2 separate regions of the Mus musculus genome follow, and region 2 is linked to region 1. Evidence: chromatin loops called from intact Hi-C (ENCODE). Cell type or tissue: heart. All regions are shown on one strand. Each heading gives the region's core, and the rest is flanking DNA. Links, peaks and the distances in the headings are about the cores only. Region 1 overlaps Tex14 (testis expressed gene 14). Region 2 holds the start of Gm22068 (a small nuclear RNA gene).

What was found. Peaks named below come from ENCODE experiments on the same cell type or tissue, not always from the same donor. Only the 100,000 strongest peaks of a DNase experiment are listed, where the experiment ranks them.
Region 2: a loop joins it to region 1, with 4 times the contacts of the local background. A loop is called at or near these places in 12 of 42 quality-filtered maps.

What each region holds. Positions count from the first base shown.
Region 1 is chr11:87,500,871-87,509,208 of GRCm38, forward strand. The region is part of intron 10 of Tex14 (testis expressed gene 14); the gene reads left to right. Among named protein-coding and RNA genes, the nearest start is that of Rnu3b2, 34 kb to the left of the region's middle. In heart, for the core only: a CTCF peak has its summit at 4,029 (motif pointing left); no DNase peak of the experiment used is centred there.
Region 2 is chr11:87,423,371-87,431,708 of GRCm38, forward strand. All of the region lies in intron 1 of Tex14 (testis expressed gene 14), which reads left to right. Gm22068 (a small nuclear RNA gene) reads left to right here and starts at 3,346; the gene lies at 3,346-3,509. RefSeq lists an enhancer at 1-343. In heart, for the core only: no CTCF peak of the experiment used is centred there; a DNase peak (open chromatin) is centred at 3,461; H3K4me3 peaks cover 695 bases; H3K27ac peaks cover 1,354 bases.

The DNA of each region.
Region 1 (8,338 bases), core at 220-8,219:
CAAGAGACACTTCAAACAACTCCCTTGTTCAAATGCTTGTTGTAGTCAGGCTTAGTTTCCTACTGGGCCAGGACCAGAGACTGACTCTTAATTCTCCGCCTCAGGCTCTAAGAGTCAGAGGGCCTCTGCTCTGCATCCTTGATGCTATCCACAGCTCGGGGCCTTTGGCGCCTGTTGGTTCTGCTCTGGGCACTGCTCTTAGCCACAGGACAGACCTTCTTCCTCTGTCCCCTTGCCACTCATACCTGGTGCTTTGCTTCTGAGCTGCGGCATGATTTCGGTGCTTACATTTCCCAGTAATTTACTACAGGCAAAGCTCAGAGAGCTCACAGACTTGTATTATTCACTACCGAGTCCCTGGTTCTGAGAACAAGCCCTGACTCATGGGCATTCAGTGTGATTAAACCCAGTTTCCTATTTTTCCGTGCCTCTGTGCTTCTTGTGCTCTATCTGGAAAGGAGTGCAGGGACTAGCTTGTGATTGGTCCTGGGGACCTTGGTAAGGACTCTGAATTTTACCCTAGCCATGGAGATACCGTGAGGCATGGCTTTTGAGTATTAGAGTATCATAGACGGTACTCCTGCTCTTGGGTGTGAAGGTGTTACGAGAGGCAAGGGATCAGCGAGGGCTTGACTGGAGCTGTTGGAGTTTTCTATGACCTTTTCAGCAAAGGTCAGGTGGCAATCATCAGGCAAGCCTCAGATATGGCCATTCTCAATCCTAGTTAAAACACAGGGTGGACCAGTGAGATAGCTTGCTCAGCAAGTAAAAGTGCTTGCTACACTAGCCTGACAACCTGAATTGGCTCCCCAGAACCCATGACAGAAGGAGGGAATTGATATCTAAAAGTTGTCTCTCCTCCCTTGTACCCCCTCCCCAGACAGGGTTTTTCTCTGTAACCCCTGGCTGTCCTGGAACTCACTCTGTAGATCAGGCTGGCCTTGAACTCAATAGATCGGCTTCCTTCTGCCTCCTTAGTGCTGAAATTGAAGAAGTGTATACTACCTCCTGGCTATAAAAGTTGCCTTTTAAACACACACACACACACACACACACACACACACACACACACACACACACCTTTTCAAGGTCTTCTTAGTTTTATTTGCCACTTGTAGCCTCAAATAGACCAGGCTAGCCTTATATACTTGTTAGATAACCAAGTATGGCCTTGAAGTCCTGATGCTCTTTCCTCTACCTCTCGAGTGCTGGCATCACAGGCCTTTGTGGCTGTTGTTGACACTTCCTGGTCATTTGAGCTCACTTTCAGTCTATTCCCTTTCTGCATCCTCATCATACCTAAAGTATCTCGTATAGCTCACATATAATTGTTCCCCCTTGTATTTTTTCTTTTTAAAATTGTTTCTAATGTATATATATGGTATGTGCACATGTGTGCAACTGCCTGGAAAGGACATTGGCATCAGATGCCCTTGAAGCTAGTTATAGATGGCTCTGAACCACCCAACATGGCTGCTAGGAACTGAACTTGGGTCCTCTGAAAGAGCAGTAGGTGCTTTTAACCATTGAGGTATCTCTTCAGCCCTGTCTTTTTTTTTTTTTTTTTTTTTTTTTTCCCACTAGATGTTGCTATGTAGCTCTTACTGGCCTGGAATCCATTGTGTAGACTTAGTTGGCCTCAAATTTGTGGCGGTATTCATGTCTTTACCCCTTGAGTATTGGGATTATAGCTATGCCCAGCACTAATTTTTAGAACATTCATGTATATGTGTGTACACATGTGAATTTGTGTACATGTGTCTGATGAGACCAGAGGTCAGCATCAAGTGTCTTCAGTTGCTCTCTATTCCAGGGGTCCGTTTGTCTCTGGACTTCCAGCACTGAGATTATATAGAGACTGTGGGCCTCAACCTTCCCTGACATGAAGTTCCCAGCACTCTGTGGTAAAGGATGATGTTGTTTTATTAGCACACAGCTGTGTCCTGTGGCTGTTGCTTAAAGAGGCCTAGCCCCATGAGAAATATTTCTTGTTTTCCATAAGGTTAGGCCTTGTCATCATCATGTGACCATTAACATGATCTTTTCATCTCTATCAAAACGGAAGATTCCCCCCAGTGCTGAGCAAGCTTTACAGAAGCTGAACTGTGCAGGTTTCTAGTTAAGACAGTTTGATCTTTAGCAAACAGGAGTTGTTGTCTAAGCAGATATTGATGGTGGTCCCTTGTTAAGGGAGATGAGCAGCTGTTACCCTTTCCAGAGCAGAGGAAGGGGCAAGCAGGCTCACAAAGCAGAAGTCAGTGTTAGCTCTGTTGTCTCAGATTAGAAGTAGTTTCTTATTCCACTGTAACCTCATAATTAATATTAAAGCTTGCTAGCTTTCCTTTCTCCTTTACTTCCCCCCTTTGGAGGTGATTGATTTCATATATGGCTCCAATTTTAGAATTCTGCTCCATCAGGAGCCAGGCATCTAGGGTTCATTTGCTGTGCTACTAGAAGTCAACACTTTTGTAATTTTATAGCTTGCATAAAAGGAGGTAATGAGGTACAGGAGAGATGGCTCAGTGGTTAAGAGCACTGACTGCTCTTCCAGAGGTCCTGAGTTCAATTCCCAGCAACCACATGGTGGCTCACAACCATCTGTAATGAGATCTGATGCCCTCTTCTGATGTGTCTGAAGACAGCAACAGTGTACTCATATACATTAAATAAATAAATAAATAAATAAATCTTTTTTAAAAAGGAGGTAATGAACTGGAGTTGGTAGCTTAGGGTGTAGGGTCCAAATAAAGGGTTCAAAATGATCAGGAGAAAAGGCCCTGCTAAAGATAGCCAACCTTCTCATTCCAGTAGCTATTTTAGGAGTCTCAGGATGCTTTTTAGTGCTTTTTCTCCTTTTGGCTGTTTGAACTGTTTAACTGTCGGATCTCTGACTATTCCTAATGTATTAGCGCATTAGAATATAGCAGCATTCTTTAAGTCTATGCAGGTCCTCCCTTTTCTGCTGCTATAGATTTAGGCCTCTTCTGGATGATGGCGTCCGAGTCCGAAAGGGAATCCACTTGGTCCTGTATTGTTCCTACTGCCTCACCAATCTGTTCCCTGTCTTTTTAGATAGATCATTGTGTTCTAAATATTCTATTCCCCTAACCCCTAGGTTCACTGCTAGGGAAATGAGAACAGAAGTGCTTTTAAGCCTTCCATGGGCTTCTGTCAATGGTAAAGTGGGAGGCTTGTAACCTTGGGCTGCATTACCTCATGGATTTGTATAAACCACAATACTAGGCCCCATCCTTTCAGGTACTGATGGGCCCGTGTTCTTTTTGTTTGTTTGTTTTTGTTTTGTTTTGTTTTTTGTTTTTTTTTTTTTGAGACAGGGTTTCTCTGTGTAGCCCTGGCTGTCCTGGAACTCACTCTGTAGACTAGGCTGGCCTCGAACTCAGAAATTCTCCTGCCTCTGCCTCCTGAGTGCTGGGTGTTTTTGTTTTTTAAAGATTTATTTTATTTATATGAGTACAGTGTAGCTGTCTTCAGACACACCAGAAGAGGGCATTGGATCTCATTACAGATGGTTGTGAGCCACCATGTGGTTGCTAGGATTTGAACTCAGGGCATTTGGAAGAGCAATCAGTTCTCTTAACCGCTGAGCAATCTCTCCAGCCCCAGGCCCATGTTCTTATAGCACCCAGGACCACTGACCCAGCTGTGGCACCATCCACAGTGATCTGGGTCTTCCTACATCAGTCATTAACCAGGAAAATGTACCACAGGCTTGCCCACAGGCCAGTCTCCTAGGGGAATTTTCTCAATTTAGGTTCCCTTGTCTCAGATAACTCTAGTTCATGTCAAATTGACAATGGAGTAGCCAGGGCAGTTGTATTCACTCAGTATTTGCTGCATGAGTGGATGGATGTAGATGAAAGGAACACTTAGTGGGACAAAATCGGGGTTAATTACTTTGGATCTATAATCCAAAGCAGCTAACTTTTTTTTTTTTAACTTTTTGTTTGATAATTCTATCAGAGAAGTCAACATAAATAACACAATTGGTCAGTAAGGAGTGCCATCTACTGTTGAGAAGACAGCATAACAGTTTATTCTGGTTTTGTGCTCCTGTAGAAATAGGAATCTTGAAGTGAAATGAGGTTTTCTAACTCTCCCACTTCTTTTTAAATTATGGTGCGGGGGATCGGTCCTAGGGCCTCACATCTTTAGGGCAGGACACCACTTGACTCTCAAGTCTCTCACTCTCAGCACCATTCCACCCCGTTCCTGTGGGTGGGTGGGGATCACGGGGCCTCTCATACAGTAAGTGAGCACTTGAGCTGCATCTCAGCCCTCCCCATCTGGCTTTAATAAAGAAAGAAGAAAGGCTGTAAGAGAAGAAAGTGAGAGAAATAAGAGAAAGGATTTGAATTCTGCTTATAAGTGACTTGTCCTTCTCTAGAGCCTTAGCTAAGCCAGAGGCCTGAGGTTCCCTTGAAGAAATGCCCAGCTTCAAGAAGGAAGCAGGGTAGTTTCTTAAAAAATATTACAGATGATGGAATACTCATTGCCTCTGGGGGAAGAGCACTTGTCTACCATATGTGAGGGTCTGTGTTTGATCCCTAGCACCCCCATAAAACAAAAACCATAACCAAAAAAAGCCTACTGATATTTTGTGATGCTAATGTAATTTATGTTAATTTAATATATAATTATATGGTAAATATTCAAAATTTACAGATTAACTAGACAAATATGTATTAGATTTGTATGCATATCATAGTATACAAAGCCCCACTTTACCATTTAGCAATATAAATAAAATAGCAGGATAAGATTTTCTTTTTCTTTTTCTTTTTTTTGTTTTTTTGTTTTTGTTTTTTTCGAGACAGGGTTTCTCCATGTAGCCCTGGCTGTCCTGGAACTCACTTTGTAGAGCAGGCTGGCCTCGAACTCAGAAATCCGCCTGCCTCTGCCTCCCGAGTGCTGGGCTTAAAGGTGTGTGCCACCACGCCCGGCTCTTTTTCTTTTTTCTTAAAAACATTTCTTAGGCGGGCGTGGTGGCACACGCCTTTAAGCCCAGCACTCGGGAGGCAGAGGCAGGCAGATTTCTGAGTTCGAGGCCAGCCTGGTCTACAAAGTGAGTTCCAGGACAGCCAGGACTACACAGAGAAACCCTGTCTCAAAAACACACCAAAAAAAAAAAAAAAAACCCAAAAAAAAAAAAAAACATTTCTTTATTTTATTTATATGAGCACACTGTAGCTGTCTTCAGACACACCAGAAGAGGGCACCAGACCTCATTACAGATGGTTGTGAGCCACCATGTGGTTGCTGAGAATTGAACTCAGGACCTCTGGAAGAGGCAGTCAGTGCTCTTAACCACTGAGCCATCTCTCTAGCACCAGGATCAGATTTTCTAATTCATGGTTTGCTAACCTCTCTGTTCTCTGTCAAAGGTCTTTCTGGGCAGGTAGGGAGGTATGGAGATGGATCTGATAGGAACTGGGGAAGGTTCAATATGATAAAATTACACATGATTAAAAAATACACAAAATTGTACAAAATGCTCAAGGAACTAAAATATCATTAAAATAATTCCACTGATAGAAACTTCAGTCTAAGAAGCCCATCCTACCTTCTAAAATCTATGCTTATGCCTGACCAACAAAGAACTTAAACTTTTTTCCTTTTTTTTTTTTTTTAAAGACAGGGTCTCACTGTGTAGTCCTGGCAGGCCTGACAACCAGGCTGGCCTTGAGTTCAGAGAGGTGCACCTGCCTCTGACTCACAAGTATTGGGAAGTCCTCCTTAGTTTTCTGTTGCTGTGACAAAGCACCGTAGCCAAGGCACCTTGCATAGAGCTTATAGCTTACAGCTCCAGAGGGTCAGAGTCCACAGTGGAAGAGCAAATGTATGCAGGCAGCCCACAGCTGCATGCTCACACCTCGATCCTCAGGTCAGAGGCAGAGAGAGCCCTGGGAATTGTGTCAGTCCTTTGAAACCTAAAAGCCAGCCTCCCTCCCAGCGACACACCTCCTCCAACTAGTTCACACCTTCTAATTTTTCCAAACAGTTTCACTGATTTAGGGCTAAGTATTCAAACATATGAGCCTGTGGGGGCCGTTCTCATTCCGACCATCACGTGGTATTACAGGCATGTGTCATCATCCTGGCCTTCTCTCTTTTCATTAATCTTTTTTTAAAAATATTTTTATTTTATGTATATGAGTGTTTTGTCTATATGTATGTATATATGTGTGTCATGTGTGTGCCTGGTGCCCACAAAGGCAGAAGGAGTTGAACCCCCTGGAACTGGAGTTAGAGGCAGTTGCTACCTACCATGTGCTGGAACTGAACCCAGATCTTTTGCAAGAGCAGCAAGTGCTCTTAACTACTGAGCCTATCTCACCAGGCCCAGCTCTTAACTACTGAGCTATCTCACCAGGCCCAGCTCTTAACTACTGAGCTATCTCACCAGCCTGTAATAGTAGACTTTTTTTTTTTTTTTTTGAGCCATGGTCTTATGTATACCAGGCTGGTCTTAAATTTACTGTATAGCTAAGTATTGTTGTAACCCCCAAATTACTGATACTATATATAGAGACTTCAGACAGTTTGCCTCTGTCACCCTCCCCCTCCAGAAGCTCCCATCCTCCCTCCAGCCCTCAGCAAGCATGATACACAGATAGCTGGTTTCTGTGCTGCATCCTCCTGCAGCAAGCCCGGGGCTCCCTCGCCCTCCCTGGCTGCTCCCCTAGAGTTAGAATGGCACTACCCATAAAACACCCCCTTAATGAAGACATTCTGAGGAGTCAGCAAAAGACACCCCCCCCACATCCTCCCTGCCTTTGTGTCTCTAAAAACCAACACTCCTGATAAGCAGCAGAACTCCAGGTACCTGTCCTTGAGACCTTAGAGAAATAACAAGCTCAAGGGAGACTACAGCCTCACATTTAGGTCATAGAGAAAAGGTAATCAGAGGTCAGGTCACAGTCAGTTACGACTGGTCATAAAATTAGTCCCTGAAGAGACTCCCCCCACCCCTTCAGTACCATTCCACCAAATGATTACAGCCCTCTACTCCCCTTTTCTGTGAACATTCACGGGATTCCTAACTATACTGTGTATAAACCCAGTGTTTTCTGGACTCAAGGTTGCTTGCCAGCATTCACGAGGTGAGTGCTAGGCAGGTGATCCGAGTTCAAACTTGAAACAATAAAAGACTCTTTTTCGAGTTGCAGCAGACTTCGAAATTCTTGGGCTCGTCTGGGTTTCCCGTGGACTCAGGGCACATGATACTAAGTATGATACTAAGCTTCTAATTGCCCCTGCTCTACCTTAGGTATTTAGATGCACTACCATGCAAACCAACTGATCTACCTTCCCAGCACTGTAATAACGTAGTTCCTAATTACCAGTGAGCAGGCATCAAGCCTCTACCAAATGCCTGCCTAAGTTATGGTCATATTATTTCTTTTTCCTTTTTTTTTAAAAAAAAGATTTATTCATTTATTTTATATGTATGAGTACACTGTAGCTGTCTTCAGACATACCAGAAGAGGGCATCAGATCCCATTACAGGGGGTTGTGAGCCATCATGTGGGTGCTGGGAATTGAACTCAGGACTTCTGGAAGAGCAGTCAGTGCTCTTAACCACTGAGCCACCTCTCCAGCTTAGTCATATTATTTCTTACTTGGTGGAACGAATACTGTATACACCACAGAGGGTTGCCACATCCATAATTTCATTTGATTATGATGACAGCCATGGGCAGTCAGTACTGACTTAACCTTACCCTGAGGCCTCTTATTGGTCCGGGAGATATTTAGGATGGTTGGATTTGGCTTATAGGATGTCTGGTTGGGAGGCAAGTTGTTTAGGCAATCAGTGAACTTTGATGAACTAAAACAGCTCATTCCCCAGAGGGTATAAGTTCAGAAAAGAAGCAGCCATTGTCTGGACATGGTAGTACACAGGAGGCAGGGGCAGGTGGATCTCTTGAGTTCTATGCCAGCCTGGTCTTGATAGGATAAGGCTCTTGCCATTAAGCCTGACAACCTGAGGCTGACCCCAGGGTTCCACTTGGTGGGAGGAGACAGCCCATGCTCACAAACTGTTCTTTCAACTCTACACGTGCGCCCTGTCGTGTGTGTGCACGCACACACTCATATACACAGTAAATAAATGTAATAAAATATATTTTAAAAAATAATAAAGTAGCTACTCTCAGAAAGCTGCATACAAGATATAATAAATAGCAGCAAAAACTTAATAAAACTTAAGTGCATGCAATATATAATAAACAACAACAACAACAACCACTGTAGCTAGTAAAACAGCACTACTTTTAAAGTAGATGGTTAGAGAAGGGCTCCCTAAGGAGGCATCTTT
Region 2 (8,338 bases), core at 94-8,093, 78 kb before region 1:
ACTCTGGGTGTATCGTTCCCACTGAATAAAATTTGATCTCTAAGTTGACCTATAAATTTAAGTACCAAAAAACTGGTTTGTAAGATTTTGGAAGGCAGAGGCAGGGAAGAGACCAACGTGGTCTACATATAAAGTACCAGGTACATATAAAGTACCAGGTTTTGTGTTTTGTTGTGAAGCATAAGCAAAATTTGAAGGAAAGGATATGGGTTAGTAGTAGAACTGTTGCCTAGCATGTTTAAGTTACTAGCTTCAAACCAACACTGCATAGTAAAAAGATGAGTTCTAGCTTTGTGTGTATGTGTTTTCTTTGTTTTTGTTTATTTGTGAGACTTGAAGGGGGAGTGAGGAAGCCGTCAAGACTCTGTGTAACAGCCTTGACTGGCCTCACTTGGTAGACTAGGCTGGCCTCGAACTCATAGAAGTCTTTCAAGTGTTGGAATTAAAAGCATGCCACGGGGCTGGTGAGATGGCTCAGTGGGTAAGAGCACCCGACTGCTCTTCTGAAGGTCTGGAGTTCAAATCCCAGCAACCACATGGTGGCTCACAACCACCTGTAACGAGATCTGACGCAGTGTACTTATAATAAATAAATAAATAAATAAATAAATAAATAAGTAAAGAAAGAAAGCATGCCACACCACTCCCAGGGTGTATAAGTGTTTCTTGCTTGTATGTATATATAGGTGCACCACCTGCATGACTGGCACCTAAGAAAGTCAGAAGAGGGCATTGAATACTCTGGAACTGGAGTTATGGATAGTTGTGTTTGAGCTACCATGTAGGTTCCCAAATTGCACCCTGGTCTCTTCTACAGTACAAGTGCTCTTAATCACTGAGCCATCTCTTCAGCCCTACTTGCTAACTTGTTGGTTGTTAAAATAGAGCTACATGTTAAGGAGTGTGAAGCTGTAGTTCAAACATCAGGAAGGTAGAAGCAGAAGGCTCAGGAAGTTATCTAACAAGTTATTTAGATATGCCTGGGTGGGATCATATCAGCACCAGTAATTAACATATTTAAGTATTTGTAATATACCATGGTATTTCAAATTTAGGGTTCAATGGGTGACCCTGATGCATCCATGTTCATTACCACTATGTTCTTTTCAGTTTAGACCAGCTACATCTCATCTTGCCAAGATCTAGTTTCCCTATTAAAAATCCTCAAGCAGCCTGCTCATGTCTAAAGTGGGACACATGAACGCATGGATTGATCTTACTGTCCAATACTCATTAAAAACAAAAACAAACAAACCTAAGAGCAGTGTTGACTTGTGCCTTTAATCCCAGCACTCAGGAGGCAGAGACAGGAAGATCTCTGAGTTTGAGTCCAACTTTGTTCAGAGTTAGTTTCAGAACAGCCAAGGCATCACAGAGAAAACTTGTCTCAAAAACAACCAACCAATCAAATAAACACACACACAAATGGTACTGTCAGGGTTTGATTTTTTGTTTTTGTTTTTTTGTGGTAGGATCTCACTTGAAACATCTTCGAGAGGTAGTTACTGACATCCACGCTGTTTTAAGCCAATTTTTAAAACTGAGTCCTGGGCTGAAGAGATGATTTGTAGCGGTTAAGAGCACTGGCTGCTCTTGCTGAGGATCACGGTTCACTTCCCAGCCCAGACATGGCAGTTCATAGTTACCTGTAACTCTAGTTATGACACCTTCATACATACTTGCAAAACATACATACACACAGACACAGACATACAGACAGACAAAACACCAATGAACATTAAATAAAAATTAGCAAGGAATTTTGATTCCTTGTTTTACTAAAGGCTAGACCAAGAGGCCCGTCCTGCCTCTGAAAAGCCTCTTTGGTGCCCAGGCTCATGGATACATTTTTAAAAACAAGCCATAATTACATCAGTGCTTAGGAGAGGTAGCTTATGCTCGTAGTGAATTTAGAGCTGCCTGGAAGATCTATTTTTTTTTTTTTTTTTTTTTGCAAGGCTCAGCTGTGTCTTCTAGACACTATGTATTGATACATTCTGATCCTGGCCAGTGCAGGAAGCATTGCCAGGGTTGAGGAGGCTGTTGTGGGGTGGAAGGCTGAGATGTGACCAGGCATGGGATAGAATGCATTGCTTAGTCATTTCATCACTCCGTTGCTAATACTTTATCCATGGGGAGAGGACAATTCTAGTTCTTACCTGAAAGCTTTGAGGATTAAACTTGTGGTGGTGGGGGAGGGATTGTGTTCATGTTTTTCCCTTGACATTTTTTGTGTTGAAAAACAGGTTACTGTTGACAGGGCCTTCTGAAGTTTGGGGAGTATTATTTGTTCCTGTTCAGTTTCACTTGAGAGCATTATTTAGTTGGCTATGCCATTTTTAAAACTTGCTAACTAGCTCTGGTTGCAACAGGAAGAAGTATTCTCTTGGTCTCTGAGGGCACTTCAGGCTATAAACAGTCCCATACACTTTTATTTTATTTTTTATTTTTTTGGTTTTTCGAGACAGGGTTTCTCTGTGCATTCCTGGGTGTCCTGGAACTCACTCTGTGTAGACCAGGCTGGCCTCAAGCTTAGAAATCCGCCTGCCTCTGCCTCTCAAGTGCTGGGATTACAGGCGTGCGCCACTACTGCCCGGCCTCACATACACTTTTATAAAGATGAACTATGCGCAGTCCGTCGTAGGTGCTGGGACCAGACTCAGATTTTATGTCCCTAGTAGCAAAAGCTTGTCTTCAGTCCTATATTAGCTACAAGGCTGCATACTTTTTGAGAACAAAAGTCAACTTAAACCCAGGCAACATTTTACAAATAAGTACTTAGTCCTCCCAGAATTTTGTTGTTGACAGAATTCTCCTAGCAATTTTGAGAAGTAGAAATGAGGAATTTGATTGATTCTCTTAAATGCAGTAGCAATTGAAACAGCCTATCTTGCTGCTTTGTTCAGAGTAGTCCCGACTGCTCACGACAAATCCAAGCAAAAACTTCTGTTAACAGCAAAAGATGAAAAACAACAACAAACAAAAAAACAAACAAACAAAACAACCGTGAAAGCGTTGCGATAGTAGCAAAGAGTGCTTTAAGAGTTAACGCATCCGGAAGAGAAAGGGAAGTGTGTGTGTGGGGGAACCTTGGAGACGTCACTAAAGGGGCGGGGATATGCAAATAAGCAAAGCTGGTCCTTGGGATTTTTTTTGGGGGGGGGGGAGGAGTTTTTTAGGACGGGGTACTTTTCAACAAGTATTTAGAAATTTTTGTTCTCATCTGTGTAATATAAAAACTGTGTAGTCTCGAAAGGAAGGTCAAAAGAACACATAGTATAATTGACCGTAACTCTACAGTGTGTCCATGATCAGGGTGAGGCGATACTGTAGCCTGTGCAACTCATACTTACCTGGCAGGGGAGATACCATGATCACGAAGGTGGTTTTCCCAGGGCGAGGCTTATCCATTGCACTCCGGATGTGCTGACCCCTGCGATTTCCCCAAATGCGGGAAACTCGACTGCATAATTTGTGGTAGTGGGGGACTGCGTTCGCGCTCTCCCCTGACACTTGTTGTTAAACGAGAGGTTTATAGTGCTTAGTTTTCTTTTATGTCTAGCGGGTGCTGTAAGTTTATATTCTTTGTCTCATATATTACTTTCCTTATTTTTTAGTCCCAGTACTTGGAAGATATAGTTTCGTGTACTATGGGAGACACAGGGCTACACAGACAAACCCTGTCTTGAACTACCCCCAAATGACATTGGTCAACTCAGCTTATTTTGTATTTCTTTTTTTGTTTTTTGAGACAGGGTTTCTCTTTGTGTAGCCCTGCGTCCTGGAACTCACTCTGTAGACCAGGCCGGCCTCGAACTCAGAAATCCGCCTGCCCCTGCCTCCCAAGTGCTGGGATTAAAGGCATGCGCCACTACGCCTGGCTTGTATTGCTTTATAATTTATATATAATTTGTATTAAATAGAAAATTCTTTGTGTGTGATTTAAGTGAAAATGGCCTCCTTAGGTTCATTAGGTTTGAATGCTTGGTCTCCACTGGTAGATCTGTTTGTGAAGGACTAAAAGGTGTTCTTGTTGGAGGACCATTTGTGACTGGGGCATGGAATTAAGTGTGAGTGAGTTTCTGCTACCATGCCTTTGAGATGCTACCATAAACTCTAACTCTCTGGCACCAGTTAATGCTTTCTTTTATAAATTGTCATGGTGACAGTGTTTTGTCACATCACAGCAACATAAAAGTAAGACAGCTGGGCATAGTGGTACACACCTTTAATCCCAGCATTTGGGAGGCAGAGACAGGCAGATCTGTGTTCCAGGCCATGATAAGTTCCACAACAGCCAGAACTACATAATGAGACCCTGTCTACAAACAAACAAACAAAACAAGTAAGTAAAACAGTGTAACCTCACACACCTGCTGATTCTTCTGCCTCAGTCTCTTATTAGAGTATTAGAGTATTAGAATTACAACATAAACTGCAACACCCTGCTATTTGGGGGTCAGGGGAGGAAAGAGTTTCTTGTAGCCTAGGCTGGTCTTGAACATGTGTAGCAGATGAGTCTCCTGCCTCCAAGGCTTATGACCTTGATCCTGCCTCTACTTCCCAAGTGATAAAAATGCAGGAGTGCCCCATGGCTTGTTTTTGGCATAAGCTCTCATATAATCCAGGTTGGCCTGGCATCAACATTCATAGCACTATTTGTACCTCTGCCTCCCGTGTGCTGGGGTTATTACAGGGTTAATTGCTACACCCAGGGGAGACTTATTTATCATAGGTTGCACCCAGTTGAGGGTTTTCTTGCCTTATTCCATGAAAGAAGGCAGTCAGAAAAGGGCGGGGGGGAGAAATTGAGTGCTGACTATAGTTTATAACAGTACATCCTATTCCCTTGATAACCTCTTTGGGGTGGGTGGGGCTTAATTTATTCATAGGTGTGGTGCCCCTTAACCCAAACACCTCTAAAAGTTCTATCTCCCAACACCTCTACATTGGAGATCTAGTTTCCAAAAACAGATTTCGTTTTACCAACTGGGGACTGTGCATACAAACATGAGTGATCTTTCTAGGGGCATTTGTATTTAAACCACCACATGCTCCCAGGCACATTAAGAGCTTACTGGGTACCAGGGACAGCTCTAAGTATTTAGCACCTATTAGCTCATTTAAAGTTCTCACAAGCTCTCTGGGTATTGTGATCCTCCTTAGTGGCTGGAGAAGTTGAGCATTTTTATCAGTGCTGAATCATTGCTCTAAGATTATAATATGGAGAAAGTGGGTGCCTTTTAGTTTGACAGAGACTTGTCCTCTCCCCCCAGGTGGGTTTTTAGCTCAGGAGTTAGGGTGTCAGAAGCTCATAGTCACATAAAACTTGAAGCTAGTGGCCCCTAGACTCTTAGGTTATGAATTTGAAGAATGAAATTCCTGAACAATAGAAGGATGGATTTAGAAAAGGCGTTTTGCTATAGACTCATAGGTGGGAGCTTGAGAGAATGCCGGCAGAGCTCCTGCGGAGCTGAATGGATCTCAGACGTGGGATACACTGACCTGCCTTAGAATGTAAGGCTTTGTAAAGGACTGACTAGGGTGAGCGATGGGGAGGGAGACGGCTCAACCATGAAACGTTCAGGTGTCTTTCTCAGATTTTTTTCATGTCTTCATGTACAAGTTCCAAGAAGGGTGCTCATGTAGGGGAGAGATGAAGAGGAAACAGACTTTCCTTGTGGTATTTTTACTTCTGGCCAAAGCAGAACCAAAGACATCTTGACTTAAATATTTCTAGAATTAAGCAAGGACAGAACTGTCCAGAAGGCCAGTGCTTTTAGTCAAGGGAAACTTTCGTGGCCCTCTGCTCTAAGACCATCCTGCCCTGTTCTTACCAGTTACATGAGAAGGTAAAAAGCTAGGCCAGGATCTTAGAATAAACTGGGAACATAGCATACTATGTCCCACATTTATTTACTTTGGCAATGAAATAGTTCCTTTTGTATCTTAGCCTTTCAGAGCTTATATTCTTCTAATTATTTTTTCTCATTATAGATAGATAGATAGATAGATAGATAGATAGATAGATAGGTGAGATGATCCCACATAGCCCAGATTGGCCTCAAATTTGCTAAATTTCTGATTCTTCTGCCTGTTTCCCAAATGCTGGGATTATAGGCATGTACCACTATTGCCATCTGTGGGGTGATACTGTTCCTGGGAGACCTGAGCAAGCGTCTCCTCATACTATCTAGAGAGCTGATGAAACACTAGAGTAATAATATCACCGATGTTTAACTAGATGAACCAGGGAGCTTATTGGGTTACTTACAGATATGGATGAGGGGTTACTTACTGGATCATAGAGGACTCAAAGACGGCTGCATCACCAAAAGACCACCCCATTATATGTGATCCTCCCAAAAGCTGGAACCCCGGAGCTCTCTATGCAACCTGAATGCAGCTGGACAGTGGGAGAGTCTCCTCTGTATTAGAGTCCTTGCCGCTTACATAACCTTGAGGAAGGAGGGGCTTTATGCACCTGTCAAGTTTCCTGAGATTTTTGAGCTGTTTACTTTCTGAGTCTTTTTTTTTTTTTTTTTTTTTATTTATTTATTTATTTATTTATTTCATGGATGTGAGTACATTGTCGCTATCTTCAGACACACCAGAAGAGGGCATCAGATCCCATTACACATGGTTGTGAGGCACCATGTGGTTGCTGGGAATTGAAGAACAATCAATGTTCTTAACCTCTGAGCCATCTCTCCAGCCCCCTACTTTCTGAGTCTTAAAGACTTCCTTTAGAATTTTCTGAGTCTTTAAAAATTCTGTTATTTTATGTGTATGGATAATTTGCTTGCATATATATCTGTATAATATATGTGTGTGTTTGGTGTCATAGGAGGTCAGAAAAAGGCAGTGAACCCCCTGGAGCTAGAATTGTGAATGGTTTGTGAGTTACCATGTGGGTTCTGGGAGCCAAACCTGAGTCCTCAGTGAGAATAGCAAATGTTCTTAATTGCTGGAACTGAAAAAAATGGTTTTTAGTTGCATCTGGTTTCCTGCTTGGCTTATGCCCATAACCCCAGTATTCAGAGGCTAAGGCAGACAGATTGCTTTATGTTTGTTTGGCTAGCCTGGGCTACAGTGTGAGATCCCCTCCCCACCTTGTTAAATAAATAACGAGCCTGGCATGGCTGTGCTTGCCCTGTAACCCCAGAACTTGGGAGGAAAAGCAGGAGGATCTGGAGCTTCACTTGGATTTGAAGTTCTAGGTCAACTTCAGCTACACTGGGCCTTGTCAAGACACAAGTACAGCCATCAAAACAACAGCAACAACAAGCCTAGCTATGTAAGCAAGCCATACCTGTTATCCAAGCACTTAAAAACTAAGGCAGAAGGATTGACGTTTGAAGCCAGGCCTAAGTTGTCTAGCACCTTTTAGGCTAGCCTGGGCTATAGAGTGGGGGGAACCTGGCACATCTTATCAGTCTTGCGTTTTTAGTTTAGTTTTTTTTTTTTTCTTCTGTTGCTGTGGTTGTCAAAAGCAACTTAAAGGTGAGGGTTTACGGCGGCTTCCAGTTTGGGGGTGTGCAGAGAAATCCCCGGGAGGTGCTTGAGGTGGGCAATTTCATAGCTACAGCCAATAAACAGAGAGCAGCAGATGCCTGTGCTAGCCTCACTTCCTCCTCTTTATCCAGCCCAGCATCCCAGATGAGGGAAACGGTGCTCTCTGCCATGGGTGGATCTTCCAACTTCAGTTAGCCTAATCAAAACGATCTCCCACAGGTGTGCACCTCTGAGGTGATTTTCTGTCAGGTCAGCAGTTAAGACTGCCCATCACACTGCTTCACCCTAAAATTGCATCTGTAAAACGCTGACACCATTGCATACACTAGCAAGATTTTATTGAAAGGACGCAGATGTAGCTGTCTCTTGTGAGACTTTGCCGGGGCCCAGCAAACACAGAAGTGGATGCTCACAGTCAGCTAATGGATGGATCATAGGGCTCCCAATGGAGGAGCTAGAGAAAGTAGCCAAGGAGCTAAAGGGATCTGCAACCCTATAGGTGGAACAACATTATGAGCTAACCAGTACCCCGGAGCTCTTGACTCTAGCTGCATATATATCAAAAGATGGCCTAGTCGGCCATCACTGGAAAGAGAGGCCCATTGGACTTGCAAACTTTATATGCCCCAGTACAGGGGAATTCCAGGGCCAAAAAGGGGGAGTGGGTGGGCAGGGGAGTGGGGGTGGGTGGATATGGGGGACTTTTGGTATAGCATTGGAAATGTAAATGAGTTAAATACCTAATAAAAAATGGAAAAAAAAATTGCATCTGTAGTAAAAATGTAAAAAAGGTTTTTTCTAGGCCTTATTCTGTAAACAGTGC